2 separate regions of the Mus musculus genome follow, and region 1 is linked to region 2. The links are chromatin loops, found by intact Hi-C in ENCODE. Cell type or tissue: gastrocnemius. All regions are shown on one strand. Each heading gives the region's core, and the rest is flanking DNA. Links, peaks and the distances in the headings are about the cores only.

What was found. A loop is a pair of places that touch in the nucleus more often than their neighbours do. Peaks named below come from ENCODE experiments on the same cell type or tissue, not always from the same donor. Only the 100,000 strongest peaks of a DNase experiment are listed, where the experiment ranks them.
Region 1: it touches region 2 in a loop (3-fold over the local background); 13 of 42 quality-filtered maps call a loop at or near these places.

Annotation. Positions count from the first base shown.
Region 1 is chr3:141,812,512-141,827,913 of GRCm38, reverse strand. Unc5c (unc-5 netrin receptor C) reads right to left here. Exons shown (of 16, transcript NM_009472.4): 13 at 10,979-11,128; 14 at 9,719-9,883; 15 at 235-413. Among named protein-coding and RNA genes, the nearest start is that of Gm15689, 140 kb to the right of the region's middle. In gastrocnemius, for the core only: no CTCF peak of the experiment used is centred there; DNase peaks (open chromatin) are centred at 8,101 and 8,381.
Region 2 is chr3:141,458,223-141,473,624 of GRCm38, reverse strand. Unc5c (unc-5 netrin receptor C) reads right to left here and starts at 8,061. Exons shown (of 16, transcript NM_009472.4): 1 at 7,788-8,061. The coding sequence starts at 7,911. In gastrocnemius, for the core only: a CTCF peak has its summit at 8,057; DNase peaks (open chromatin) are centred at 9,518, 9,846, 10,942, 12,143 and 5 more places; H3K4me3 peaks cover 1,876 bases.

The sequences.
Region 1 (15,402 bases), core at 3,634-11,633, 360 kb before region 2:
TATTTAGGAGCTCTTAGCACATGAGCTAGGTAAAGTCTATCACAAATCTTGACACTGATAAATGTCATATATCCCAGGAATTCTCTTGGAATTGTTTGGAAGCTCACAGTCAGAATGAAAATATAAACAGATGTGTAGTGGGAAGAGAAAAGTGCCACTTTCTATATCATTCCTTTCAGTCCTGGAATCTCTGCTAAATGAAAACAGTAGGTCTAGAAGCCTGGACACACTCACCTGTCCAGGTTGAGTTTATGGGCCAGCATCCTCCAGTCATGGCCTCTTGTTTGAGGGGCATCCAGGCTGCTGCATAGCTTCTGCCGGATAGGGAGAGGAATGCTGAAAGCACTTGGTCCGGTGACAGTGGTGATGGTACTAGCAGGGTCCAGGAGAGGTAAGTCGATGCCAGTAGGTTCCTGTAGGAACGACACAACTTTCTTTTCAGAAGGCAAGTGTAATCGCTGTTGATTCAGTCAGCATAATACTTGACTCTCAGTTGGATATTCTCTGTATCCAACTTGAGATGGATACAAAGAGTACAGGTTCTCTTCTCTTCAAGAAGGACAGTCTCTTCCTGGCCTGGAAGTAGTGGGTTAGTAGAGGTAGAGGGAGATAGTTTTGTATAGCCCATGTTCAGAGTTCCTAGGTCAGGACTGGGCAGGGCAGAAAGCTCTAGTAAGATTCCACAATGGCTTCCCTAATGAGACACTCCAAGATCGCAGTTCTCAACCTGTGGATCATGACCACTGGAAAACATAAACTCCTACTGGCCTCAGGAACTGAGAGACTTCTCAGTATCAAAATTACAGATATGAAAGTAACAACATAAATAAATTTATGGTTGGGAATTCCTAAGATCACCAGAAATACGTGTTTTTCCCATGGTCTCAGCCCACAGACTGAGAATGGTTGCTTTGGGAATGGAGAAGAGAGGGAATGTCTATGTTCTCAAAGGTTTAGATGTTGGAAATGCTCAAAAGGGAACTTCTTCCTGAAGGAATAAATACATCTGAGAGAAATAAGATCTTCTAGAAGCCATCTAACTGTAAAGGCATCCTCTCTGTGAACACATAGGAGACCTCAGCTAGCCCTGTGAAGGTAGTTCCCTCCATCTCTTGCTTGATAAAATGGGGCGATGCTAAGATAGATCAAATTAAGGCAAACTTAAAAAAAAGTAGTAAACACAGAGTATTGCCTTAGGGCAAGCCACTAATGGTATCCTCTAATTGCTGAACCTCCTTGCTTATTTTTTTTTAATCCGATTTTAGTAGAGAAAACTATAAATTGGCTCTTAAAATAGTTTCAGCTCATAAAGCAGCACAAATGCAAAAATCTAAATTTCATCTGCAAGAGAAACTCTAATCATTTTCTGATCACTTCTGCTGGTCTGAAAGCAAGAGGAAACGTTGCCTGGGAACCATTAAAGCAATAACAAGAAATCTTCTCGATCTGCTTTGAATGTCACCTCTTTTTTAAGGCAGGTAACGCCTTGGGGTGCTGGAGGAGACACTAGGCACAGAGCCCAGGTCATCCTGAAGTCTGTGATGTCCTTCTAAATGCTGAGCTTAGGGGGTTATTGCCCCTGCTGTTAGAGCCCTCATGTCCTGCCCTGATTCTGAGGTCTCTGCAGACTTGGGATTGCAGGAGCTTTGAGGGGCAGGTGGGGTGTCTCAGCTGGCTGGCTCCCAAATGTGACCCACAGGGTGGTCTGCGTTTTGGGGATCAGTGGCCAATGGTGATTTTCAACTTCTATCATCCCTCTGGATGAGACCCATTGAGGAGCTGGGGGACATGTGAGAGAAAATTGTTTTTCTGGAGTTTGTTTGTTTGTTTATTGTTATTGTTTTTGAAAGTAAAGAATATATATACAATAGTCTTGGCTTTGATCAAAGTATCAGGGCTCAGAAGCAATAGCTTGGCAAAGAGATGGTGCTGGCTCTTGTATCTTAGCTCTGGTTCCATGGCTAGACTGTGGGCTGCCGCTCGGAAGCATCCAGCAGGATTAGGGAGCTCCGATTAGACTCAGAACCTGCAGTTCTTTCCCCTCAGGCACAGAGCTCTGCCAAAAAGCAAGAGTCCATAACCTCCAGGGTCACAGGGCTTCAAAAGCCCAAGCAGTGATTCATTTAGGGACTCACATCAATGCTTCCTAGTGGACTATGTTGGCAATGTTAGGACTCAAGAGTTGCAGTGCTTATATTGGGCACAGCAATATTCATGACTGCATTGTTGTGGGGGAGCAGTAAAGTTCTACACTATCACTAACAGTTTAGTGACTTCACCCAGGTTCAAGTTCTCTTACTCCTTATTGTGACTATTCCTTAAGTCCAGAAGGAAAACTTACCATCCCCTCACGTATCTCCCCACCTTGATTGTCCTTGGATGGGAGTGGAGGTCAAAGTCTGCAGAGGGAGGAACTGCCTCCTGAAGCATGGACTCTCATCCCCAAAGAGTTTCCTTATCATGGTTGGCCACAGTATCTTCCTGCTGCTTGCCTGTTCTCCCTCCTACACTCCTGCCAGCCTGTCTTCCCACATGGCTCACCTTGCGCATCACTCTTCCCTGACTCTCTCTACCATTCATTCACTCATTCATTTATTCATTCAGGGGAGTTTTAAATATCCTTTCTCCATGACATTCTAATCTTACAATTTTGAACGTGTGTGTGTGTATGTGTGTGTGTGTGTGTGTGTGTGTGTGTGTGTGTGTGCTTTCATAGCTGCACATGCATGTGCATCTGTGCCATCGTTTAGAAGCCAGAGGACAACTGTGAGTATCATTCCTCAGGTACTATAGCTCTTTAGAGTCCTGATCTCATCTAGAAGGCTAGGCTGTCTCTCTGTTGAGTACAGGAAGCCCCAGGCATTCCTCAGTCTCCCCCCTACCCCCACAAAGTACTGGGATTATTATTGCATGTTGTACCATGTCTAATGTTTTTACTTTTATTTTTTTATATGGGTTCCAGAGATCAAAATCAGGTTCTTCAATGTTATCAATCGAGCCATCTCCCCAACCCTAATCTTTTAACATGTAATTAACTGTTTGTGGTTAATGTTCTGACTTCATACAAGCATAAAAGGTGAGATGACTGAATCCCGTTGCTCTTTTCTTTAACCCCTATCTTTCCAGTCTCCATATCTTAGTATGCTACTTTCAGGTCAGTGTCTTATTGCTGTTCTTTGTTTGAGAGGGAAAAAGGGACACATACACATAGGGATTTGCTCTTCTGTTGTTTGGCTTATTTTTTTTCCCAAACATTTTTTTAAATTAGGTTTTTTTTCTTCATTTACATTTCAAATGCTATCCCAAAACTCCCCCATACCCCCTCACCCCCCTACCCACCCACTCCACTTCTTGGCCCTGGCGTTCCCCTGTACTGAGGCATATAAAGTTTGCAAGACCAAGGGGTCTCTCTTCCCAATGATGGCCGACTAGGCCATCTTCTGATACATATGCAGGGCCCCCAATGGAGGAGCTAGAGAAAGTACCCAAGGAGCTAAAGGGATCTGCAACCCTATAGGTGGAACAACAATATGAACTAACCAGTTCCCCTGGAGCGGTTTGGCTTATTTTACCTAACATAATGACTTCCACCCAGTACTAGCTATTTCATGGCAAATTACAGGAGTCCATTATTCTCTATGTCTAAGTAATGCTCCATTGTTCTACACAGCATATTCATTTTTTAGAGGGTGGCCAGGCTGAATCTGTGACTTAACTATTGCGAATTTTGCTGCAAAATATGAGGGCACATAGGCATGTTTAACTAAGCATGCTAGTTCAATTTCCTCTGGCTATATACTTAGAAGTGGGATAGTTGGATCATACAGTGGACTATTTTTAGTATTTTTAGGTACCTTTATAACAACTGTACTAATTCACATTCTCATCAACCATGTGAGAGTCCCTGTTGGCCACATGCTCATTAGCATTTATTGTTTGTCACTTTGATCGCAGCCCTACTAACTGGGGTGAATGACATCACATGGTGGCTTTGATTTGTACTCCCTGATGGCTAACTGAGCAATTTTTCCTATGTATGTTGGCCATTCATATTCTTTGGAGAAGGGCCTCTGTCATAATTTTCTCATTTTAAAAGTTAAATTAATTTTTTTTCTTTTAGTTCTTTCTGTTTTCTGGATAAGAACCAGTCACATTTAAGGCTATGATGTGTTTTCTCCCATCCCATAGTTCTCTCCCCATGTACTGATCATTTCCTTTGCTGTGCAAAAGCTTTGTAATTTGAGGTGATCGTAGCTGTCAATTTTTTTCTCTATCTCCTGAGGTTTGGTTTTCCTATCCAGAAAATTGTTACCTTTAACAAGGTTTTGAGTTGTTTCTATTGTGCTTTTTTTCTTCAGTCGTTTCCAAGATTCAGGTTTGCTTTTGTGTGTTAGGTGAGGAGGACTGTGTCTCAGTGTTCTGCATGTGTTGATTTTCCCCATCATCATACGTTAAGGAAGCTGTCCTCAGTCCAGTGTGCAGTGTTGGTGCCTCCATTGAAAACTCCGTTGATGTCCATACATACATTTATTTCTGGGATGCAGCATGACTGACTGTGTGCATCTGCATTGTTTGGGATGATATGGCTCCACAGTGAGTATTAGAATCAGGATCAGGTATTGTGATGACCCCTGCTTTACTTATTTCACCCAAGACTGTCCTAGGTATTTATTTTTTAAGAAATATAATTTAATCCTTATGAATTTTAGGTGTGCATTGGACCTGAGGATGACTCTGGGTAATATAGACATTTTAAATCATTAAGTTTTGTAATTCGTGGACATGGGGGTTTCTTTCCCGTCTTGTATGTGTGTGTGTGCTATTCAATATTTTTCATGAGTGGTTTTTACTTTTAATTGTGGAATTTTTCTGCCTCTATTAAGGTTTTCCAAGGTATATTTTCCTTCTCTGCCCTACTGTAAACACCATTGTAGTCATGAGTTCTCTCAACAATTCATCTTTGATATGTAAATAAGCTAATGACTTTTGAAAGTTGACTTTGTATGTGACTTTGGAATAATCAATTATTATATTCTTTAGGATCTATTTTTCTATGGATAGATCATACCATGTGCATAAAGAGAGACTTTAATTTTTTTCTTTCCAATTTGTCTGTCTTGTCTTTCTCTTGTCAATTGCTCTGTATATTTGTATTATTCTTAGTAAGAGATATGAGGGTGGATACTTATACATGTGTCCCTGTCCTAAAGGAAACTACCTTCAGCTTTTTCCTTCTCAGTATGATAAAGCTGTGGGTTTACCATACATTATATTTTATGTTCATGTATGTTCATGTATGTATGCTTCTTCAATATTTAGTATGTTCAAGGTTTTTAACATCTATAGTTGTTGAATTGTATTGTGTCTTTCCTATATCATGGATGCTCATATAATTTATATTCATCATTCTGTACATACGATACATGGTGTTTAGTTTGCATGTATTAAGCCATCCTTTCATGCTTAGGATGAAACCTATTGATCAGAATTTTGTTGAGAGTTTTTATGTCTATTTTGTCATAGGTTTTGGCCTTTAGCTGTTGCATGTCAAATTTTCTTAAAAGCAATGCTGGTATCATAGATTCAGCTTCATTCAGAAACTGCCCTCTCATGAAAACTGTGGAATAGTGTCAAAAGAATTGAACTTAGTTTTTCTTTAAAAGTCTAGCCCCTAGTTTTGTTCAGTGAGCGATATGCATAGCCCCCACCTAGGGCTATGTGGGACTCTGGGCTCCAGTTCTGACATGGAGTCAGGAACCCCTACAACTCTGCTCCCCCGACTTCTCAGTCTGCCATCTTGGTGGTACTGGCCCTGATTGAGCGCTGACACACTCTCCTGCTTCTCATTCCTACCACCACTTCTAGGAGAAGCCCTCTGGCAGGCCTTTTCCTTTAGTATCTTCTGCACATGCCTTAAAATTTGGCCCAAGGCCATGTGCTACAATAGCCTTCTTTATATATGCTAAGATACCCTACTTGGAGGCGGCCAGGACTCCAGGACATGGCCATAGCTCTTCAGTGTTCCTCAGGTTCAGCCCTATGCAGACTGAATGGACTTTGCTCTCCTAATTTCTGTTTAGGCAGAGTATTTTATTTGTTGTTTTATCAACAGATTCCCTGTAATATTCACATGGCACATTGAAGCTACACGGTCACTGTTTGCCTAAATGGGAGCAGGCAGTTTTTGCTATGATGGGGAGACAGGAAAACCATTCCTGATAAATAATTCTACCTGCAGAGTGGAATTCTTGTTTCCTTCTAACTAAATGTGAATGAGGGCTTGATTTATCTCATTGGTTAAACCCTGAGGATGAAGAAAGGCTAGTTTAAAATAGATATGAGTCTCAGGAAACTCTCATACACTCAGCTCATCCCTGTCTTGTTGAGTAAGGAACCAGTACCATTGCATGTGGACATTTCCCTAACTGCTAACTTGGCTACTCTGCCTATGTCTTGGGAGTCTATGAAACAAACTTTGTACTACACTTATTGGATGGCTGGTAGCATACTTTAATACATTGAAGGTAATCAGAGAAAATGCACGCATACATTTATGTTCACATTTCATGTAGTAATTTTCATTTTCTATCGGCTTTTCCTTTACTTCCAGGTAAAAGTAGAGATTACTTTCACAGAATGTTTATTACAATAATCTTTTATGATAGCGGAACCATCTGTTTTTGATGTTATAATTTTCTTAGTTAACCATATGATTTTTCAGCATTAACCAAACATCTGTTCTGGGTGATCAACCCCCAAATTTAGTTGGGTGGTAGTTTTCTTCATATAGTTTATGGAAGCTATAACCCCCATCTACATCTTAAGATTCCTTCCTTCCTTCCTTCCTTCCTTCCTTCCTTCCTTCCTTCCTTCCTTCCTTCCTTCCTCTTTCTCTGTCACTCTGTCTCTTCCTCCCTCTTTCTTTTCTTTTCTTGCTTTCTGGCTTTTTGAGACAGGGTTTCTCTGTTTAGCCCTGGCTATCCCAGAACTCACACTAGACCCGACTGATCTCGAAGTCAGATAGTTGTGATCTGCAATATGGATACTGGAGCTATACCCAGGTCTTGTGCAAGAACAGAAAGTGCTCTGAACCATCTGTTCGATCTGAGCTTTAACTTGGATTTTGAGAACAGGACATGTGATGCTTAAGCTGGCAAATGGATCCCACTGATCAGAGAGGCAATGCTTGCAATACCCCACCCCTATCAAGTTTTCCTTTCTTCTCTGTACCATATTTTCACTTTGGACAAATTTCTTACCCCACCCCTATCTAAAGAAACCAAAAAAATGAAATATCTTCCATAATTTTCATCGTGACATCCAGTCACAGCAACATTTTAGTTTTCTAGGTATTTTTCCTTCTGAAACCTCTTTTCTTCAGCGAGAGGCTTTTAGGGGCCTCTGGTAAGGGGAACAGAAGGACAGGTGGTGGCTCTTGAGTATACATGCCTGGTCCAGACTGGTCCCTATGGTGGGCGAAGGTTCTACCCTGGGCTCTAGAGGCCCTAAGTTACGTGATTTTATAAGTGACTGGTAAGTGACTTTCCTTAGTAGGTCACTAGTGGGAAAAGGGGGAAAAAAAACCAATGTATTCTAAACAAGACTGATAATTCTCTGGGGATATGACGTTGGAGTTAGAACCCCTTAGACTCTGTTAGCTTGCTTTGTGATGGAAGGAGCACAACTCAGAAGAAAATAACCACAAATGAAGACTTTTCTTTATACCAACTTTTGAATCATACTGGGCCACTTCTCAGTCTTTGATGAGGACTTGGGTCACTGGACTCCTCAGAGCCCACAATTCTGCTTAGAGCCTCACATTGCTGCAGCATCAGCACCAGTACCAGAAACCTCCTCCCACTTCCAGAACCCAACCTGCATTCAATTGATAACCACTGCGATGGATTGCTGGAACCCAGAAGTACAAGCCATAGAGGGCTCCCGAATCCCCAGCGTTTTTTCCCAGTCTGGTCATTTCTTCCATCCTGAGTTTCATGTGCTTGTCTGTCACGCATGGGCAAATGCCTGCCGCGTGACTACAGGGCTGGCCTCTGAGCCGACTGCCAAGTTGCAAAAGCAATCATCTTTTCTCTGTGTTGGCACCAGAAAGGAGTCCTTAAGTTGTGATCACACTTTGCAAAACTGCCCTTTCTGTGTGAGGAGCTAGCAGCCCTCCCTGGTGGGGGGAGAACTCGGAGCGGCTCTCATTTCTTTGTGGCTGCATCTGATCCACCTTTTCAGGGAGCAGCAAATGTCCATGCTGAACAGAAAGCACGCATCAAAGGGCCAGACTCCTCACCCCCCTCCAAAATTCCACAGCCTTTGTTGTGACAGGAGCTGGGTGGTTATTGAACTTTGCAGACCTGCTGGGCCAGGAAAGTGAAAACACCCTCCGAAGCCAGCAGGGGTGGTGCTGTGTGCCTGGGAGATAGGGCTGTGCATCCAAAGGCCCGGCGGTTGCCATGGCACCCTGACACAGAGATCATTCCTTATGAATGTCACCGAGGTCTGTGACTAAAGTTGTTTATGAGTCAAAAGTCTCATGAAACTACAGGAGGAGAGGATCGCTGCGCCTCACAGGCTGTGGGAAAGAAGATGGGAGCTTCAATGAGCTCACAGGCTTCCCCCCCTCCACCTCTGCCTCTGTTTGCTAAGGAAGATCATCTTTAAATAGGACATGTGGCACAAGACAGGCTGAACAGACTGACATTGCAGTCATCTCCAAGCAGAAGACAAAAAAAAGAGTGTTTTAAATCATACTCTGCTGGCTGTAGTAGTGTGCATGGGCTTTGTTGCTTGCTCACACAGCAGCATGGAGCTGAGCTCCAAGGGGCCTCACAGGGCAGCTTTCTGAGCAAATGGCTTATTCATACTCCTTTGTTCCTCCTACACGAAGGCTTACCGCTTTTCAAACCATAGTCTTTGCATCCAAAGAGGACAGATAAGGTCATGGGTACCTCCTATTTCCTTACAGAGAGGTTTGAAATAACAGCAACTATTGTTACTGCTGGAATATGAATGTATAAAAATGCCCAGCTGCGTGTGTGAAAGTCATAGTGGACAAAGGCAAAAATGACCACTATGGAGAGTATAGATTTTCTTCCATTCCTGGAGTATCTCCCAAACTCTGGGGTAAAGGACATCTTCTCTAATATTTGGAGGTTAGAGAAAGAAAGGAGACCTAAAAGTTTCTCCCTTCAATATGGGTGCAAAGTGGGGTAACAGGCACCCCTCTTTTCCTTCATTCCATTATGACAAAATGACAGAAGTCCCTGTGAGAGAAAGGTGGGCAGATGAAGAATGCTGGTGGAAAGTGCCATGTACATGCTACTAAAACCTTGCAATTGAAGTTCAGATCTCAATTGTGTTTTTCTTGTAGTGTGTTAAAATGTGGTCTCACTATGTGGCCATGGCTGGCCTAACAACTCACAACTTAGGCTGAGGTAGTTTTGGGTTTGAAGTAATTCTCAGGAGTGTTGGGGATTACGAGGATTTATTGTCATGTCTTGTTCTCAGATCTCTTTTTGTAAGTTATAGTATGAATATTAAATGGATGGCATAAGAAAACTTATTTTGGAAAAAACAATTCCTTTCCCAGTTGCATTAAGGACATAGGAACAGGTTGGGACGTCTTCCATGATATTTACACAAGAAAGGCTTTGCCCACCCCTAACCATTCTTTCCCAGGATATTCTCCAGGATCCTAAGAGTGTCTTACCTCTGACACAGTACAGTTGAGCTGGAAGATCTGCCCTTCTCCTTCAACCTGCCGCACACAGAGTTTGCAAACCAGTTCCACTGTGTTTAGGCTGAGTCTTTCCAGAGTGAAGGTGCAGTGGAGGTTTCTTTGAGAGCCACTCCAGATGTGGTAAAATGGAATTTCCTGTAAGACATGGGGTGCTAACCATAAACAAGAGATGCTGGGTACACCCACCAAACACTACAGCTTTTCAGTTTTCCACCTCATCCAACTTCATGACTGCTTTCTGCACAAACATGGCCTCATCTCTCTTCACACAAGAAACCAGAGATGCAGAGAGGTTAAGAAACATCTAATGTCTAACAGTGAGGAAGTTGATTGTTTGAGACTGGAACCCATGGAATCAACTCTAGAGACCACACCTAACCAGAGTATCTACCTCTCATTTAGAAAAGCAGCCATTGTTAATGAGGTGATTAAAGAGTTTAGAAGGATCCTAAAATAAACCTTCCATTCTCTTATCATTTCTCATTAAAAGGAATCTCTGGTGTGCCCTATTAGAGAAGAGCAAAGCTAGTCACAGGATGTTGTGATGATCCCACATCTTTTCATACCTTTACCCTCCCTTTGCCCAGTGCAGGGGCAGCTAAAGCTCACTGCAGTTGGAAATTGGTCCTTACTGAACAGTCCTTAGCCTGAGAGACACGAAGCCCATACCAGATACTCACTTGTCACTGTCAGAATTACTGTACACAGCCAATCCTATACGCTTGTGGCAATTAAGCCAAGGAAAGGATTCATGAATGAATAAGGGGTTTAGGTTGAGGTTCTGGTGCCACACCCAGCAGAACCAGTGAGTGACAGCGCCATTCACTGACATTCCGTGTCAGCCACCAAACTCTGATTTCCACAAAGTGCACAGGTTATGTTAGCTAGTAAAATGGAAAACCAATGCATGTCAGATCAGGTAGCAGTGCACTATTTCCTCCCTGGGATGCACTTGAGGCTGTTCCTATTAATGAAGTAAATGTTGAAAACTAACTTACTGAAATAACAGTACAGTTATAATAATAAAAAAAATACTTTAAAAACTATTCCATTTAGTATGTTTATTGGGCATTTTTTCAAAACCCTGGCTTCACACTGTTTTGAAGAAATAAGTGTTGGCATGGGAGACTTTGGCAATGTCCCCAAAGAAGGAGATACATATGACCATAAAATCTGAATCATCTGTCTTATATCTGTTTCCAAGTAGTGAGTGTCTCTTGGTAGCCTCACCTGATACTTAGCCAGCAATTTGCTCTTCCAGAGGGAATGGGCGATGTCATGAATAGACAGGCGCAGGTTGTGGATGCTGCCTTTAAAATGAAGAGCCTTGGGTTCTTCTAGGAGCTGTCCTCCCATTTGCCTCTCCAGTTGTAGAACTTCCTACAAGGACACATCCCCAAACAAGGTATATTATTGATTGACCTGCCTAATTTACATCAGACCTCTCATCAAGTAAATAAGGTTCTTCACTTGTCTGTTGGATAGAGTACTATACTTCACTAATGCCAGGAATACAAATACCTGTGAGGCTGAGTGAGACTTTAGTATGAAATCCTGACCATCTTGTAGAGTCTTAAGCTGCATTGGCAAGTAGCCTGTGGAATTTGCATCACACCACATGTGAGAAAACTCAGCAGTTTGTTTTTTGTAGTTGGCAAGAACAAGAGACTTACATTGAGAATGGGCATAGATAAGAGTACAAGTAAAATAGTGATAGAAATAGAGGTAAACTAATAAGGAAGTAGATTTTCATTGAAATTTGAAAGGGGCTGTTAATTAAAAGGTGACTTCTTTTGGTACATTTGATAAAAGCAACAAACAACAACCAAAAAATGTGAATTAGTTTTGACATTTAGTCCAGTCTGTTATCGTTTATTTATGTACAGAAATGTATAAAGTACCTAAGTCACAATTACTAAAACTTTGTGAGTGAGTGAGTGAGTGTGTATGTGTGTGTATGCATAGACACAAAGGCAAACCTTGAGTGACATTCATTTGATGATCGCCTTTGTTCAGAGATAGGGGTTCTGACTAGCCTGGATGTCTTCAAATAGATTAGTCAGGGGATCTCAGAGGTTGACTCTTCTGTTTCCCTGGTTTTGGGATTAGGGGCATGTGCTATCATACTCAATATTTTTTTGTAACATAGGCTTTTGGACTTCATGGCCAGAACTTTACCAACTGAGCCTATTATATATATCCTATTAGAGAAACCTTTGCATTCAGATAATGACAATTGAAAACAATATTTTCTGAACCAAACACCTATCCAGATTAGATTTTAAAAGAGACTGCCCCATCTCTAAAAATTTCTAGGTGAAGAAACCCCAATCCACCCTTCATTTACAGTATAAAGATGTTACAGAAAGACAAAGTCTATATTCACTTCTATTCTTCAAGCTGCTTAATGGGACTTAATGAAGCATTTCCAACTACAGCTGAAATTATCCAAACAGCAGCTTACTGTAAGTTATTAATACCAGTGCATGAAATGAACCTCCCTTGTATAGCTCTCATGCTACCAAAATTTTTATGATTAAAATATTGTATAATTCATGACCTTTTAAAAGTGGGAATTCAGGAAAATAACCATAATTATAAATAACATAAAGCAAAATATGGTTGTCTTTGGCAGTGATATTTCTGCAAACAAGAAGGAATTCAAGAATAAAGGCATCCATTCAGAAGGCAATCTGCATGCACTGAAGATCAACCAAGGTATGAAATACAGAGGGACCACACAGGATCCTTAGATACACAGTTGTATCTATATTGTGAAATACCCAGAGGAACATGTGTTTTGCATTTGTTGAGTGACTACTGAACCACACTCTGGCCATCTAGTCACTACTGAGCTCAACAACATCATGGATAAGATGCAAACAGCTCAGTGAAACTGCTGCTTCCTGGGTTCTTAACTTCTATCATCAACTGCTGAAAGGCCCTTTGAGGCATAGAAAATACTAGGATAATGGGGAACATAGTCTCAGATAGGGAGTCCTCTAATTAGTGTCTAATGGAAACCATGAGGCAAGATCCCTCTGGCACAGATGAGTGTGTGGTCCAGATGTCTGATAGTATTGACCTGCCCTCCTCCATGGCTGCGGATGAGTAGCTATTACTTGTGACAGGAGCTGAGCAGCCAGCTAGCCACTCTGACACAGAATCCATGTCACTAAGCCCTAGGTCTGCTGTGCTTACCTCAGCAGACTTCCAGGGTTCCCAGTAGGACCTACAGATATAGCCAGCCCACTATCACACATAGCCACCCTCCCTGACACTGCACACCCCATTCACTGACAAGAATCTTCTGTCAGCCTGTGGAACAGGGAAGAGATGTGAGGGTTAATGGCAGTTGCTTCTGCTTCAGCAGGAACACATAATGAGCTTATGTTGATCATGTTCAGTGTCTAGTTAGCATAATAGAGAAAGCTGGTGTTCCCAGAGAACCTGGCACCTGACAAATTCTAAAGCTAAAATGATGTTTGTTTATAAGCCATTAGAAGAAAAGAAACATAATTAGAAATCTTTGAGATTACAGTCATGCCAATCAATCAGTTCTAGCTTCTTTCCAGGATGCCCTAATTACCTCATCAAGACATCTAAAGAGCAATCGATAGTAATTATCTGATTACTATAGATCTTCATTACATCCAAATTATCTCCCTGGGATGTCTGAAAGAAGATGCATTGTATTCTGGGAGGTAATTGTACCCAACAATGCAGAATGCACACCCCATCCCTACAGTCAACACAGAAGACAGCACCTTATCATTATCAGTTCTCTTGGCAGGATGAACAACCTAACAAAATCTTAGCTGTCCATTGGCCGTGACCTTGATGTCAAGAAATTTTGAAAGCCAAGTCTGGGTTGGAGTCAGTCCAAGACTAAGGCTCAGTATTTAATTTCTCAGAAGTCATGCTAGGGAATTTTCTCTCATGAAGAGTGGGCCTAGAATGGCTTCAAAGAGAGAAAACAAACAAACAAACAAACAACAAAGTACCACTTAGCAGCAGTGGGGGCAAAGAATACTCTCTTTTCTCTCTCTCTCTCTTCTCTCTTCTCTCCTCTCTCTCTCTCTCTCTCTCTCTCTTTCTCTCTCTCTCTCTTTCTCTCTCTCTCTCTCTCTCTTTCATTTCCCCATCAATCAGGAAGCTCATAATAAGCTGCTGTGCAGAGCTAGAACATGAGCTCTTGACCATTTCTATCAGTAAACTAATAGGATGTATCATCTACCAATAAATACCTGATTGTTTTATTTTAATTTATTCTCAAAGTATAAGCCCATATTAGCACATTAATATAAAAAACAAAGGTATAAGCTGCGATTAATAAATGCAGAAGTACTGATGTTGTCTTTTGTTAGCCAGTGGGGCACTGGGCTTGAGGTGTGTGATCTTGTTCTCTGTCTTAAAGATAGCAGCTGTTCTCACAACAATATCTGGGTGAGGAATTAACTCAAGAATATTATTCAAATTTAACACAGGTTTTTACTTAAAAATAGTGACTAGTGCTGTTACAATTAAGATATTCAACTTGTTAAAAAAAAAAAAAAAAAGACCATGATTTACAGGAGACAAGAACCAAAAGCACTGGATGGATGTGGTGGCATATACCTTTAACCCAGCACGCTTTGGGAGGGAGGGCAGAGCCAATGAACCTTTGTGAGTTCAAGACCAGCCTGGTCTACATAGGGTGTTACAGGACAGCTAGAGCTACATATTCAGACCCTGTTTCAAAAAAAATGAAGTAAAAACACAACCACCACCAGCGCTACCAATCAAAGCACTAAAGATACTAAAGCAGAAATAAATTATTTCAATGAGTGGGTGGAAATCCTTGGTAATAAAATTATGTAAATACACCTGTGAGTCAAAATGACAGTCATGCTCGGAGGTTGCCCCTGTATGTTTTGTGTCATAAGAGAGGTCAATGCACAGGACATGCTACTAGGGCTGTTTCCATATTGCTAGTGTTCAGTGCTCTAGTTTGAGATAGCTATGGCCATTTCAACTTCAAAGTACTCTGTACGTAACAAACTTGTTTTTCTGGAGTCTTCCTCCATGAAGTCTTGCTAGTTAATATAAGAGATATAGATACAATGATGAAATAAAAATAAGTGACATACTCATCAATGGAACATGACTTTACAGCTAAATGCTCTCCTCTCCTGGCTTTCTTGGAAACAGTCACTCAGTGTCATTGAAATATGTGTCTTGTGTCAGGAAGTACGTGGCGTGGCCTACTGCTCCTGTTCTGCATGGTATAGAGACCATGTGATCCTATAACCAGGCTGAAAGGAGAACCACTCTAAAACAGTGTTTTGACAGAATGTTTTTTGACTCACAAAGGTTAGGTTATTTCATATACTTTAATGGAGAATCAGAACCAAAGGTCAAAAGATTTAGGAAGATTTAACAAAATATCGTGACCTTGGAAATAAATGTCATAATAACCATTAGAATCATCTAGGTTGTTTGTGCTTAGAAATATAAAGGTCACCTTCCTTTGTTGAGGTTGTCTTTCTTATTGGCAGCCAGACTCACTTCTAATGGTTAGCATCCTGTGTGAACCTACTGGATGCTCTGATAAACTGTCATTGCCACCTGTTTTACTTTTAAAAGTATTCTCAAAAATGACATAGGAGTGATTG
Region 2 (15,402 bases), core at 5,018-13,017:
AGACCCCGTGTGTAAGGAGCAAGTGCCAGCTTCCGTCATCTTTGGGTTGAATCCCTAGGCCAATTTTAAGTTCCAGCCTCGCATCATCTTATAGAGATCCTGAATGACGAATTAAAATTGCCAAGGAAAATGAGAGGCAACATAATTACTGTTTTATTTAGGATGATTTCAGCATTGCTACTTGCTAAACTCGAGTCCTTCCACTGGGTGGCCACAATGTGTACATTTCGCAGTCTCTACTCAAAGGGGATGCAACATACCACTTTTCTTTTGACCAAAAGCCAAACAGAGTAAACATATATGGAATGCCCATAATCTTCAAAGTCCACTTACCAGAACTTAGTCTGGTAACTGTCTCTTTCCTGTTTTCAAGGTTTCTGTTTGTTTTGTTGTTGTTGTTGGCTTAGGAATTTGGGGGTTGTTTGGCTTAGATTAGAGATAGCTCCAAAGCCACAGAACAGTAACACTACTACGGCCACTGACTATCGCTTTTAGCATCTGTCAAGGCGACTGACCATCTGCTTATGTTTCAAAGGAGTTCTTCAAAGGACTCTTGCAGTTCTTGTTATTCCAAAAAAGATAGCATAGTGATTTAGAATATTTAAGTACAACTATCTAACTTGTAAATGTACAGAAAAGAGATTGCCCAACGCTCCTTCCTCTAATTTTAATCTTACACTTGACTTTTATTTGTCAAAGATTAGAAATTTTTTTTATATCATGTAGCCTAATGTATTGCCCAAAACTTCTCCTGTCTACGTGAATGTATCTTATTAATTAACTTTACATGAAAAAAAATTTCTTCACAAAGTATATGTTTCCAAATTTTTACACTACTCTTTTTATACTTTTGTAATTTCTATATTCACCTTAGTTTCCATGAGTTGGAAGGAAGAAAGTCTGCATTTATCCTTTTGGATATACTTGATAACTCAAGTGGATTACAAATGCATTTTGTTATGTAAGCACTAACCTATTTTTTATATTTAAAATAAACTTTCCTATATAAGGATTTTCTTTTCAATAGGGAAAAATAGAACACAATAAAATATAGGTAAGTTTAAGTAGCCCGCAACTAAGACATTGACTATGTATGGGAAATGTTAGCAATCACCAACAAACTTGTTAAATGTCATGAAGGAGTTTCTGTTTAGCATCTGTATCTGGACCAAAAGATAGCATGTGTTCATCTTACAAGGCTTCTTACTGCTCTCAGATTTGCTGAGAAATGAAACGAGTCACGGGAGCCACATGACACAGTGATTAATGAAGGTAAACCCTCCTATGCTCACACCATTTTAAAATAAATAAGGCTTGTAACTCTGGAGCTAAATTTGATTAATCAATATCATATATTAGTATGATTATGTTCTCCCTAGTATTTGAAATAAGAACTCCAACAAGCATGTCGACATGAGGAAAGTTCACCGTATCCCCTTTCCCTTCCACGAGAACATAAGACTCAGTGTGTTGTTTAATTAAAGGAGGATATTCCCCAACATGGGAGTTTTCATATGTTTTGCTTCACTCTGCAACACAAAGCTCTTTTGAGTTACTGTTCTTTGTTAATAAAAGGTGCTAATACTGATGTAAGGACAAATATCTGCATGTTAGGCACTTCCAAAGCTGTAGCTCACTTCCTAAATTATAACTTCACTTTAATTGATGTCACAGGATTTCAGCACTATGTGGAGAAGAACAGATCTGTTTAATATCTACTCCATTCTTTTTCATACTTCAACATTTCATTGTTTATTTCTGTGGAAGCAACAGTGCTCAGAATGAGAGAAAGCAAGCATTTCAAATGCAAGTCAAACATTTCAATGAATTTTCAACTTATATCTTATCATCTTCGAATACTTTCCTTAGAAAAAGTATAATAATTTCCAACATACCTTAAAGATTTTCAGAAAGAGGAGTTTTGACACATCCAAGCTAACTGAGAGTAGGAATATACTCAGTCCTTCTAACTCTGTGACTTTGCAGAAGTATTTGCACTAAATAATTTTTATTAAAACTTGTGTAAATTTCAATACAAAGTACTTGCATCAGGAGAAGCTATAGGCTACAATATTATTTTAAGAATTACAAACAAGAAAACATTAGCATTTCAAAATTGCAACTGAAAATGTACTTTAATCAAGTAGTGCAAAACCAATACTAAGTTTCTATTAAAAATATTCTTGAAAGACACTCTCTATATAAGGTCTCAGACTCGTGGAGTCCTCTTTCACAGTAGGAGAAATAATATTTACAAGTAAGTGCTAGAAATCCAAAAGCAAGTCCATAGTAGGTTCAAGCAGCTGTTGATTCAGAGGGAGCCAGAGACTGTGATAAAATCGAGAGGAAGGATGAGAAAGAACAGAGTAGATTAAGTGTCTTGGGCTTGTGTAAAGAACTTAACTATCAATAATTTAAGTCAGAATCACAGATTTTCAGGAAAAAATACCTTTGTTTTAACTCTAAGTAAAAGTAAACATTAAGGCCTCTCAAAGTCTTCAGTTTGTCTTAAAAGTTGGTCAGAAAGTAACATGCAAAGAAATATCAGTGATTATTTTATATGTTCACTACAATCACAAGCAATTAAATGTGAAAATTCAAATAGAGTGTGGATCTATTTAAGGCCTGGTGAATTTGACTCACTTTTTGCCAGTGTTTTACAAAGTTGGAAGTCAAGGAATAATAATTTTTTTTGTGAACTACCTATCACTGTAGATGGTTTACATACACTAATTTAGCCTTAGTATGACCTATGGTATATATTTTTCTCATTTTACATGTGGGGAAATTGAGGTACAGAATAGTCAAATAACTTGGCATATCACAGTCATATAGCTAGGATGTGTCCGAGGAATTATGATGCATTGTGCTAACTAAAACAGGCACATGGTATTCACTGTTATTAGCTTGTACCTCCCCAAAGCCAGACAAAATAGCCACTGACTCTAAGTAGTAGGCATGGGGCCATAGAGTCATAGCATAGCACTTGCTATCATAACATGTACAGGTACCTAGATTCAATCCCCATTACCAAAGTAGGGGAGGTATCTGAATGTTGAGGCCGGCCAGCGGCCCACATGTCTGGGTTCTAGCCCGGGAGGCATCTTGGAATCTGGAAGAGAAGAGGGAACTAGGTGACTCGGGAAAGAACGGAACCAAGACATCAGTCTGATCAAGGTTCGATTTTACTATTCCGAGACACCGGGTTATGAAGAAGGAGAAGGGGCCCATTCCCACCAAATCATCCTTGGAGTCCAGTTTCAGGTGACCACATGATAGCTCCAGAACAGCTAGGCGGCAGGCAGCAGCAGTGGGAGTGGCAGAACGATAGGGTGGCAGGCTCTACCCCTGATGTTCTCTTCCTGCCAGATTTCAGGCTGGGGGTGGGGGTGGGTTGCATCTGAATATAAGTAATACTTTTGAAATGCAAATTTAACTTCAAGAAAAGCCCACTTCCATCATGGGCATGGGGGTACACAGTTGTAATCCCAGAAACAAATGGGGGTAGGGGCCAAGGTGGGTAGGTGGCTCATGAGTTCACAGCCAGCATGAGAGATGGTGGGATGAATGAATGAATGAGAGTATGTGCCTGGACTAGTTCAACTTCCAAGTGTCCCTTCCTTACTACTTCCAACCAATTAATCTTGTATGTATAAAATACCATTAATCTTCTATGTACAAAATTTTTGGAACTGTCTCCATTACCACTACCACTCATGGGATAATCCTGGCCACCTTGACACAAGGAACATATCTGTATACAGGGTTACAGTTCAGAAATTAATATGCTGGTAGATCTATCCCGATGATAAAGTTTATTCAAGTCTAACTCTCCAACAAGCAGCAAACAGTCTGGGACTTGTTCCCTCTGGCATACTACTTCTCGTACACACTCTGTTCAAATAAGCTCAAAAATGTAGTTTGCAGGAAATGAGAACAGATTGGTTTTTAAGTTGCACAGATGCAAAGGTCAAGTAAAAGGGATCTAGGCTAAAACTTCAAGGCCGGAGTCTAGACTCAGCTTCTATCCACACCATCTTCCAGAAATGACTACAGCCCCCAGTGATTGTGTTTCTTCTTAGAGTGGCTCCCTCTGCTGCTCCAGCAAAGCCATGACCTAAGTCATAAAAGTGCTATGTGCAGTTAAGGCCTAATGGAGCACACTCTCCCTTTTCATGCTAATAAAAGGGACACATAAGGGGACGGTTATATTTAAATCTCAACAATTACACTACATACACAAAGAAGGTTAGCCTAGTACAGCTCCCAGGATGCTCTCATCTCCTTAGGGGAATTGTTTCCAATATATTTGCATGGATTCTCATGATGACCTATCCCAGGGTACAAAGATGGATACTTTAAATGATTCTTCCCCACTTAACTCTGATGTTAATTATAATGTAATGATTTCTTTGTTTTACTGACAGGATCTGGCTTTGTTACACAGGCTGGCTTTGACCTTACATTCCTCATGTCTTAGCCTACTTAAGTGGGAGTCTTACAGGTATAAACCAACACACTCTGCCACGATCCAGCATTTATTTTTAGCCATGTGCTTGCAAAGTTTGTTCTCTGAAGACTTTTAATCAGTCTCTAAATTAGAATACAGAATTACTTGCCTAACAAAGGCCAACTTGTCTATTTTTCTTTATTGTAAATCTCCATAGTGAATACATGAATTTGTCTCCCAGCTGAGCCATATATGAGAGAGTAGCCATCAAATTTGGCTATTATCAAAACAGACTGTCAATTTGTGAAACACCAACATGCATAAAGCTATGAAAGTACTTTCCTCTCCTGTGGAAAGAAATGTGTTACTTGTCTTAAAAACACTAAATTTATGCAATAAGGGAATTATCTCTGAATAGATATTAATAATTTTCTGGTCTAAACTTGGAGGTGTTAGCACACATAATATTAGTGGTGGCAGATAAGAGAGACATTGTGACGTAAAAGGAGGCAAAAATTCACTCACACACACACACACACACACACACACACACACACACCCCTTGCCTTTCCTAGTAAAAATCTTTCATTCTTGGAAGTCAGGAGCCCTGAGAATTCCCTGGAGAAAAGGTTTCCCAGCAATACTCAATGAACCAATTAGAGCAGGGGTAGAGAGGGGGAAAGTTGTTGCCTACAGCTCAGAGAATTTCCCAAGGACCTGTTTAACATGACTGCTGTCTGTCTTTAATCCACAGTTGCAAAACTCCCTCACTCATAAATAATACTCGCTCTGTGCTTCTACAACCATGTTGTGGTTGGTTTTTCTCCTCCCCTGGGCTGATTTCAACTCGAGATCTACTTTTTTTTTTCGAAAGCTTCTCATTTTCTCAGCACTGCTCCAACAGGTTCGAAACCTTCATCACATTGTAAAGTACTTCATGAATGTCTTGCATTCTAGTTGCATATGTACTTCCATTCATGAAAAGTACTGTCCACTGGAGTCATTAATGCAGCAGAACAAGCAAATGGTACCTTTGGGGTATGTGTGGAAGCTCGAGTGTAAATTGGACAGAAAGGAGATACTGAAGGGAATGGGAGCCTGCCCACCAGACTGTCCTACAGTGACTGGCTGAGAATAGAGTGTTAACAGCAGGTCAGTAGTAAACAGGCCTGGCTAATGAGTAGCAGCCACAGGGACAGTAGCTGATAGCAGATTTCTGTGCTCTACACTCCCTTTGATGTCTCACAGATAACACAGGAAGAGCTGGTGCTCTGGAACATGGAGGATAACAAAGATAAAAGTGAGAGTCCTGCATCTCAGACCATGTGATTTGAAGGGGGGGGGAGTTATTCTCCCTGATCGAGAGCAAATGGAGAAAATCCACACCAGAATGGCGTACACCCCCTAAACCTTCTTTTCTTCCCCTGCTGAAGATCAGAATTAATCCTCAACCTTTGCCTTGTCTGGTGTAGACCAAGAGAAAGTGCAGGAGGCAGAACGTATCCCCAGCTCCTTCCCGCTTAGTCTCTGCTCCCTTCTTTCAATATTAATCCACTTACAGTCCCCTGTTTGATTATCTTCATCGATCCTTCTCCTACCCAGTCTTTTTAATTTGGCTGTTGTAAGCTCTCCACAGGGATCCTGCCTCCTTTTTGCATCTTTGGGGACTTTTAACTTTTCCTTTTCCCAAACCCTTCCCCTCACCCCCCAGTGGCTTAGTCCTTTGTGCACAGAAAAATGACACCGAATTCCAGCAGGACTCATACAGCTGATTCCAGAACCCTTAGGCTTCCTAAGATCGTTGTCCACGTTGGCTTCCTAAGATCCTCCTGGAAGCATTTCTGGCTAGAGTCCTGAAAACTTCTCACCACTTTCAAGAACTCTAGGCTTTCTAGCACGGATTCCCTTGAACATGGTCAGAGGTGCTCTGGATGTGTGCATAAGCAAACCAGAGCTGACCCACAAGGGTAGGAAGCGTCTGTCCAGAAAGGAAGGCAGGATTTATGAGCATGGCCACTTAGCAGTGTAGCAGGAGCAATTTACTCCCTAAGTAGCTATCTCAGATTCACACTGCCTTGCTCATCGCATACCTCCTCATGAGGACCAGGCTTGCCTGGCCTCTGGGCTTTCTTTCAGCACCCACCTCCCTGCATCAGTGCCTGTAGATTTTAGGAAATGCAGGCTGCAGTTGGAATAAACCAGTCTGTGAGCATCATGGAAGGAGGGTTGCTGCTCCTCCCCCCAAACTCTCCAAATTCACAAAGAAGTGTGTGTGTGTGTGTGTGTGTGTGTGTGTGTGTGTAGAAAAGGGAAGGTCTCTGAGCTGGTTCTGAATTGTTGCCTCTCTCTCCAGGCAAAGCTGTGTTGCCTTCTGGCTATAGACAATAAATAAATAAATAAATAAATAAATAAATAAATAAATAAATCTTTAAAATGGCAAAGAAGGATCTGGGTGGGAACTGGTTTGAATAAGTCTGGGAGCTGCACCTCCCTCTAAAACTCAATGAACAAGAAAGAAGCCTCCAAGATGAACCTCAGTCTAGGTGTCTTCCCTCTACCCGTACAAGACATTCCCAACTCTGGACCACTGTCCTCCTACTCCGGCTTTGCTCAGAGTGCCACACACTTCGAGGCTTACACGCATTAAAATGTCAGTTATAAACTGGTTAGCAGCGTCCTTTCCCCCAGAGAGTTGCAGATTTGGTTCGAACAGCTAGAGTCACCCACTAGAGCTGTGGTTTTGAAGTTTTTCAAGGATCGCCTGTCCGGAGCGGGACACGAAGAGGTTGTGAGTGGAGAAGCAGGCACACCCGGAGCCTGTCCTTTCTGGGCGAATTGAGCATCTCCATAGCGCCCCATCAGCAGTCTAGGGGCACCAGCGCCTATGGGTCCTTGGCGGTAATGGACATATTTCCTTAGCGGAGGTGGAAGAAAACCCTGCAAGCGCAGCCATCGCGCACAGCGAGAAGCCTCGGCACACTACACATATTGGGGCACATACCACAACGCCACTATCAGTGCCTCTGGAAACCCCCGGCTACACAATATTCAAAACCGTGCGTCTGTGGGTCTGAAAGTGCAAAAGACACTCCAGGATCCCACAGGCACCGAGACAGCAGCTACACTTAACACACCCCGGGTCCATCCTTACCCAGATCCAGAGCTAAGACTGAAAATCTGGTTTCTTAACTAGTTGGGAAAGTGGGATTTAAAGTGGTTTCCATTGGGGGCAACTAGGCAGGTGAGGAATCAAGGAGCGCCGGGGACAAATAGAGGTAGAAGAGAGGGAAGACAGAAGCAAAGGGAGGTGACTGCCGCGCCCTGAAGACCCTCTTACCTTGAGCGGCGGAGCCGGTGCCACTGGCGCTTAGCAGGGCCAGGGCAGGTAACACAAGCATCTGCAGCAAGTATCCTAGTCCCAGTCCGCAGCGGGCCGCTGTCGCCCTCAGACCTTTCCTCATCGTCGGCAGAGGTGTACGGGGAAGGGAAACGCCACCAGGAGACGCGCAAACAGCCGAAAGCCCAGCCAGGCAGGAGGCTGGATCCGGCCACCGCCAGGCAGTCCTGAGAAATAACAGCAGCCTGAGCGCCACACTCCACTTTCTCCAAGGGCAGGGGCCAAAGGGGGTGGAGAGGAGCCTCCGAGGAGGAGTTTGAAGGTCCCTCGTCCACTGCGCCTAGCCACTGACGTCTCCCGGCTGCTAATGCTCTGCCCCCACTCGGGAAGTGCTGGGAGGTGTAGCGCGGCCACCACCACAGCTCCCGCAGCTCCGCCGCCAGCCGAGCGGGCGCTGCTCTCGGGTCCCCGCGCCCGCTCGGATCGCACAGGCGCCGGGGATGGGGAGGTGGCAAGAGCGGGAGGAGTGGCGAGCCAGCGAGGCGCTCCCCGCTCTGATCCTTGCGCTTCTGTGCCGGAGAGACTCCCGGGCTGCCGCCCGCCCGCCGACGGTCCAGCGACTGTCGCCTCCAGGAGTGGGGCGAGCGGGGGTCCTGGGTGGCGCTCGCAGAGGAGGCGTGGAGGGCGCGGCCCCACTCCGCGCGGGGGGAAGCGGCGGCGGGAGCGCGCTCGCCCGCCTTATGTAAGCGAGGATGGAGCGAAATCCACGCCTCGCGCGGAAGGTGGAGTCCACTGGGTTCACTTGCTCACTTGCTCACTCGCTCCGGCGCTGACAAGGGACACCTGGGGGCAGAGGCAACTGCGGCCAGGGGCAGCACAGTCTCCCCGCCTGGCGCCAGACTCCTGCTCCGCAAGCGCTGCGGGCACGCCTCAGGCCACTTGGCGGTGTCCAGCGGAGCTCAGCCCACCGCCTGGCAGTGTCCCTGAGCCGGCCAAGCCTAAGCCAGATGCCCCAGGACTGCTCTCGCTCTAGGATTTAGGGAGTTGCGCTTGATTGAGCCGGAGGCGGGCTGGAACTTGTTCGCATAGATGGGAAAGAAGGCAAGAAGCATTTGTAGTGGCTCAGCCCACTATCTTTGGGTTGTCAGCGCCAGTCAGGCTGTTTTATGCTCTGCGAGCCGGTGACCTATTTGTGGTGGAACAAAAACTGGAAATCAATGGAAACTCCCTCGGTACTGATTTTTTTTTTTTTTTTTTTTTGCTTGTTCATCTTGGTGGCTGCTGAGATTGAACATTTAAAGAGTGCCGCGGCAAAACCAAGAGAACCCCCCCCCCCCCAAAAAAAAAAAAAAAAGAACAAAATTTGCAGATGCTCAACTTGATGTTGGAACCTATAACTTAGTCTCCAAATTCTTAAGAGCGAGGAGAGAGGACTAAATCTGCTTCAGTACAGAAAGACATTTTGGGGAGTAGTTAGGTTGTGAATTCGTGATAAAAGGATGAAGGAGGAGTGTGAGGAGGAGTGGGTAAAACAAGCCCAGCCTAGACAAAAGGAAGGCGAATGTCTGAACACACCAGCTAAGCTCCACAAGATAGTGTGAAAAATCCCCGATGTTTGTGCATTTAAAATGAATAATTTTATCACGTAAAGGTTCAGTTTCAAGTGCAAAAGGAGCCATATGTAAATACACAGAAGAGTTTAGAAAGTGTGGGGCGGGTGGAGAAAATGGCTGATTTCAAGTCTAATTTGAGCTGTGGTCAGAACTGTCCGGGTGAGCAGGTCAGGTAACTTTTGCATGTCATGATTCTTTTTTTTTTTTTTTACCTCTCTTCGAAATATTCTAATTCTAATGCCTTGTGATTCTGCCTGCCAAGCACCATTGAAACCTCTACCCGTTATGTATGCCTTGGATGGATTTCATAGACTTGGGAAGGTCACTCTTGGGAGAGACATTGACAGAATTAGCTTCTTTTTATTTCCATGGAGACTTTGCCTGCCACTTTAAAATCGCTTAATTTTCTTCAACCTCCCCACATGGGCACATCAGGAAATGTGGGTAGTCAGGTGCTGATGCCAGATGGGCGGATCAATCCACAGTGATTTACTAGCTGGATGGCATGGCTCAAAAGGCCAGGTGTCTCCACTTCCTGATCTGTAAAGTGGGTTTATTAGAAGCAATGAGATATAAGGTTTCCTGAGGTTAGAAAGTATTAACTATAGGTAAAATGCCCGGCATTGTCATTGATGACTGTTGTTCTGATCTAGAAGACACTCAGCCTTTTTTGCTACCTCAGTTCAACAGTACCTTCCTCAGTTAAGTTCAAGAATTTGTTTATATCTATGTTCTCAAAATTGTAGTCATTAACTCTTACACACATCCAAGTGTGACTTCTGTGAAATGGCAATTTCTAACGTTTATGTTACTTGTCCTCAGAATGTAAATGGTTTTATGAAGACAATGGCTACCATGGGGGGATGGTGCTAATAACCTGTCAATATCATGAAGAGACTATGGTTAAATCTAGTGGTTTTCTCTATAATTTTCCCAAAAGAAGAATAAGAGCTTGAAGTCTGTCAGAGAAATCTCTGTGCAGAGTTAGTGTTATGTAAACAAGACTGCAAAGTTGTGAAGTGTTAGGTGTGGTGGGCTATGCTTGTCACCCCAGAACTCAGGAGGCAGAAGCAGGAGAATCACTGTAAGTTTAAAGCCAGCTTGGGGACTCCAAAATGGTCAGGGCTATGAAGAGAGAACCTGTCTCAAACAACAACAACCATAAAGTTGTAGAATTGGGCAGTTATTAGTTATACCCGTCTTTTGGCTGTTTTTCCTAATTAGGATTTAACTCATTTAAAGCAGACACCCTGCCTTGCAGATCTTTCCAACCCACACTGTTAACACAAAACCTTATCCGTGCTTGGTATTCAGTCAGGATTGGTTGGCTGGTTGACAAAAAGGTTCACCTGGGAGGAATCTTCAACGTCTAGGACAGATGAGGAAGGTTAAAATGATCACATCGTCTTGCTTGGATCTTTGAAGCCCTCAGCAGTCGATACCGCATGAAATTAGTGCCTTAAAAGCACCAGTCAGCGATAAGGCAAAGGAAAGTAGTTCAATGCTGAGATTCAGCCTAAAGAGGGCAGGAGCATGGTTTGAGAAAGATGTGTGGCTATGAAGAGGAAAGAAGAGAGTATAGGGGCAGGGGCCCTAAAAGCACCTGTGAGCAGCGCAGCTCCAGCAATGCCTCTGGCAGCTACACACTGCCTTTGTATCAGCATTGTGTCTAGTGTCACTGACTGTCACAGTTTCATCTCCATGAAAACAATAACGCAGTGTTTTTGAGGCTGCTTAGTACAGTTTGCTCAGACGCAGAGATCTGGGCACATACATCTCTGTCTAGAGAGGACTCTGACTAATTCCCGGGACCCTCCATTCCTTTCACCTGCTTGGATTTCCCAACGAGTGCTCACTTTACATATCTGCCCACTTATCTGAGTGCTTATTTTATACATCTACATGCGTATGTGCACTCACAAATAAGTGCTTGCCAATAGAATGTATGCATCTCAAGGAGAGGGCATTTTCCCTATCGTGCTTAGCACTCTCTGCCCAAACTATAGAGCACAGCCTAGCACATAGTAAGTATTCTTTGGGTATTGAATAAGGAATATGAAGCAGTGGATTTGAAAACTGAGCCAAGACCTGAATAGCACCCTGTGCAATTTCAAATGATGTGTAGGCTTTTCTAACTGTTGAATAAAAATCAAGTGTGAATAAATCTGAACCCAAAGTGTATCTGAATGTGACCTTTCAGGCTTAAAATAACGCAGGTGTTTAAGGAACCAACATGAAAAGCATCTCACTTTTGGAAAAATAAAAAGCTTCGTTTCAATCCATACACCAGGGCTGCCTATTTCTTGGCTCCGGTAAGTGGAGAATTAACTGTGGGATAATAAATCCCAGTGACAGGTGCTAATGGGAATTAAGCATGCAAATCCCCTGCATATCCCTCCAGAAATCTACACCAAGAAAAGTATGCTATTTAGCATGTGGGCTTCTCAGTAATAATAGTATTTACTCTAAACCACTATGGAAAAAGTTTCCAGTGCAAGGCTTAAATAAAATGAACTGAGCATCTATTTTCAACACAGAAATATTTCCTCTCATTTTTATCTCTGTCCTTATGTTTGGTTATTCACATTTTTTTTTATATCTTAATGGATATCTAAAAACAATTCTCTGTAGTGAGGATATTATTAACTAGCTGCATAGAAGCAGGATTTTACCAAATGTGTAGGATGACAGGAAAACTCTGAGTAGGATGGGGGATGGGTGTGGAGACCTCGGCTATAACATGACTGGTAGAACTCACGCAAGGGAGGCCAGATGGTCCAGAATCAGCTGGTTCAATCACAGTTCTCTCCCTCATCCCAGAGAAAGAGACTTAGTCTCTCATAAACATGCACTCTCTGAAACTTTGCACTTCCTGTTACCTATATTAAAAAAAAAAGACTATTAGCAAAGGAAAACAACCTGACTTAAACAACCTTTAATAAGAAGTGATAATTCATCACTCTACCTAACAGAATAGTCCTGGGCGGAGATAAACGCTGTGTTGCTAATAGCTAACATTTATGAACTGATTGCTATGTGGATACTAAGTGAGGATACTAAGTTCTTTGTGGACTATCTTGCTTAGCTCACACACTGGATATTGAATTGAAGTACCACTATTGTCTTACTTCATTAATACTGCTGTAACAAAATACTGAAAATGGTTATATATAAAATACACAAATGCATCTCCTCATAATTGTGAAGATAGTTGGACAATCTAAGACGGAGGTGTGGGCAATGGAGGGTTCCTTCTTGCCAAGTCATCTAATGAACTGGTTAAAAAAAAAAACAAAAAACAAAACAAAAAAAAAACAAGATGGTTTGATAGAGCAAGTGTAGATGGGCCATTCATCCATTCACACACACACACACACACACACACACACACACATCTACTCCCATGATAACTTAATGAATTTATGAGGATAGTGTACCAAGACTCAGTTACCTCTTAGAAGACACCCATGACTCAATTCTATTGCAGTGTGGAGGGAACACAGCTCCAACACATGAATTTTGAGGGTCATATAGAAACCTATGATATATTATTTTTACTCAGAAGAAAACAGCCTGTCCAAGAAGCACAGTTGATATTTCTTAGTGCCAGAATGATTTCCGCAGTCATGTTTTACACCTAAAAACTTACTTATGTTTTGGCTTCATAAAGAGACTTGTGGTTGTACTGCAAGCCTTGGAAGCTCTGACTTACAGTGTTTTTACCATTATCAATATTAGCATAAAACATAACCCTATTCTCATGTGGCCAACAAAATCCAGAAAGTAGTCCCTTGACCAAACTTGGGCCATGACCACTTGGTTTTGACCAGTCCTTCAATCACTCTGACCAAAGGATTAAACTTATATTGAACTGTGTGCCTTGTGTTAAGTACTCATTTTGGTAGCTAGAAACATGGACTGAAATTGGGGAGAGGGCTTTCCTTGAAGCAATCTCAATGAAGTAAAGAAAGATTAATACAAAACATTGGAGGAATTCCCACCAACATGGCGGAACTCTGCTTTGTACTTTGTGTTACATAATTGGTCCTCAGGCAGAGTTTTATCCCATAGCTTAACACTGTACCCAAAGTCGCATTGCTTTAGAAGCGAACAACACTGGCCCCTTATACATTGCTTTCTCCTCTACCATAGGAGAAAGAATTGAGTGCAAATTCAATTCAATTTAGAATACCACCACATTGCCCTATTATAGTGAAGCTCCAGTCTAAGACTCCTGAAGAATACTATGGGTAATAGTAACTATGCAGTAACTAATGATAAACTAATAGACAATCTAGAGGGAAAAACAATTCTAAATAAATATAGCATGTGGGGCTATAGGGTCTCAGGAAACATCACTGGGGGAATAATAGAAAAACAACTGCAAGTGAGACAGAAGCACTTGTACTAGCAATGCTCAAGGTTTCAACAATGAGTATTTATCTCTAACAGCGAGAAGTCTGGGAGTGGGCAGGGCGAGGAGGCTCTGGAAACTCAGTCCAGTTGTTCTAAATGACTTGGCTCTTGGTACTCATAATGTGTGGCCTTTGTTCTCACAGATGCTGATGGCTGTTACTGCTCTGGGAATCATGTCTGCATTCCCTGCTGGAAGAAGGAGCGGGTCTCTGGGGTGCAGAAACCATAGGTTAATTCTAAACAGCTTTTATGGAAACCCACAGCCAAAGCAGCTTTGTTGTCTTGTCCTGACAGTTTGCCCAGTGGCCCCCATTAAAGCAGTACATACAGGTGGGGAATAGCATCGTGAATGCTGGCTAGAACAGCTGGCTGTGCTGGGCAATGGGATAGAGGTGCAAAGGAAAGGCACAGAAAGAACACTAGGGGATGTAGGACACTAGCGGTTACTTGGAGATACGAAGGCAGATAGAAGTAGTTCTGTTCTTGACTGAGTAAAAAGGATGGGTGTCCCAGCATCCATATTGAATGGCTCACATAATCCCAGCTCCACGGACTTCAACAAATACTTTCGAACATAATTATGGACACATAACTGAAAAGAAATCTTGAAATATACAAAACAGGGAAAGAAGAAAATAATTAAGAAGAAATGCAGTAATAACCAAAAGCTGGTATAATTTCTACTCATGAACATGATGTTGTGACTGGTGTATGGAAAAACCTATTAAAAGTTCAACAGAAATATAATCAAATACGATGTGTAACTTAGAGAAAAGTTTATGAACAATGCTGTCATTTCTTACTACACAGACGGAATAAATAAGGCACTTAATGAAATAGCGAGAATGTTCGTGATCAGTAAAACTAGGTTTGTCTCATTGTGTATGTAATAACTGCTCCTTTTTCAGAAATTGCTATGACTTTCAAGATTAGTGTCTTTGTCATAGGAAACCAATAATTTACAAATATGTACATTTTCTGTGAATTTTAACCGCAGACACAGATTTTCCGTAATGTGTATGAGACATTGTATGATATGCCTGTATTATCTAATTTACTTCACTTGATTAATCACCTGACGAACAGTGATTGCAGCTTTCTGTAGAAGCATAATCCTACTGTGGAGTAAACATTCGACTATTAGACTCTCTATTCTCTCTGTGCCACTTGATAATTACGAACCAGGTGATGTTTCTACTGCCTACTGTAAGACCTCTCCCACACTCACCACCTTACAAACACACATAACTGCAAGCTCCAACTGATCTAGTAATTTCTGAGTAATTGGCATGCCTCCACTTTCTCTGCTATGCCTCTCACAACTCCCAGAATGACCTGTCTTGCAAAACCCATCATATTAGCATCCTAGAACCACATTTAAACAATTTCTTGTTGTTTTATATCTGCTTTCCCAGAGTCTATCATAAGCAAAACCAGCCCTTAGAAAATCAGCTGCAGAACACACAATGTAATCAGTTGTATTTCTACTCCTTTATTCTTTCCCTTAAGTAATAGAATCACCTAGAAGCTCTGCGCTGGTTAGTTTTTGTTAGCTTGGCATAAGCTAGAGTCACCTTCAATTGAAG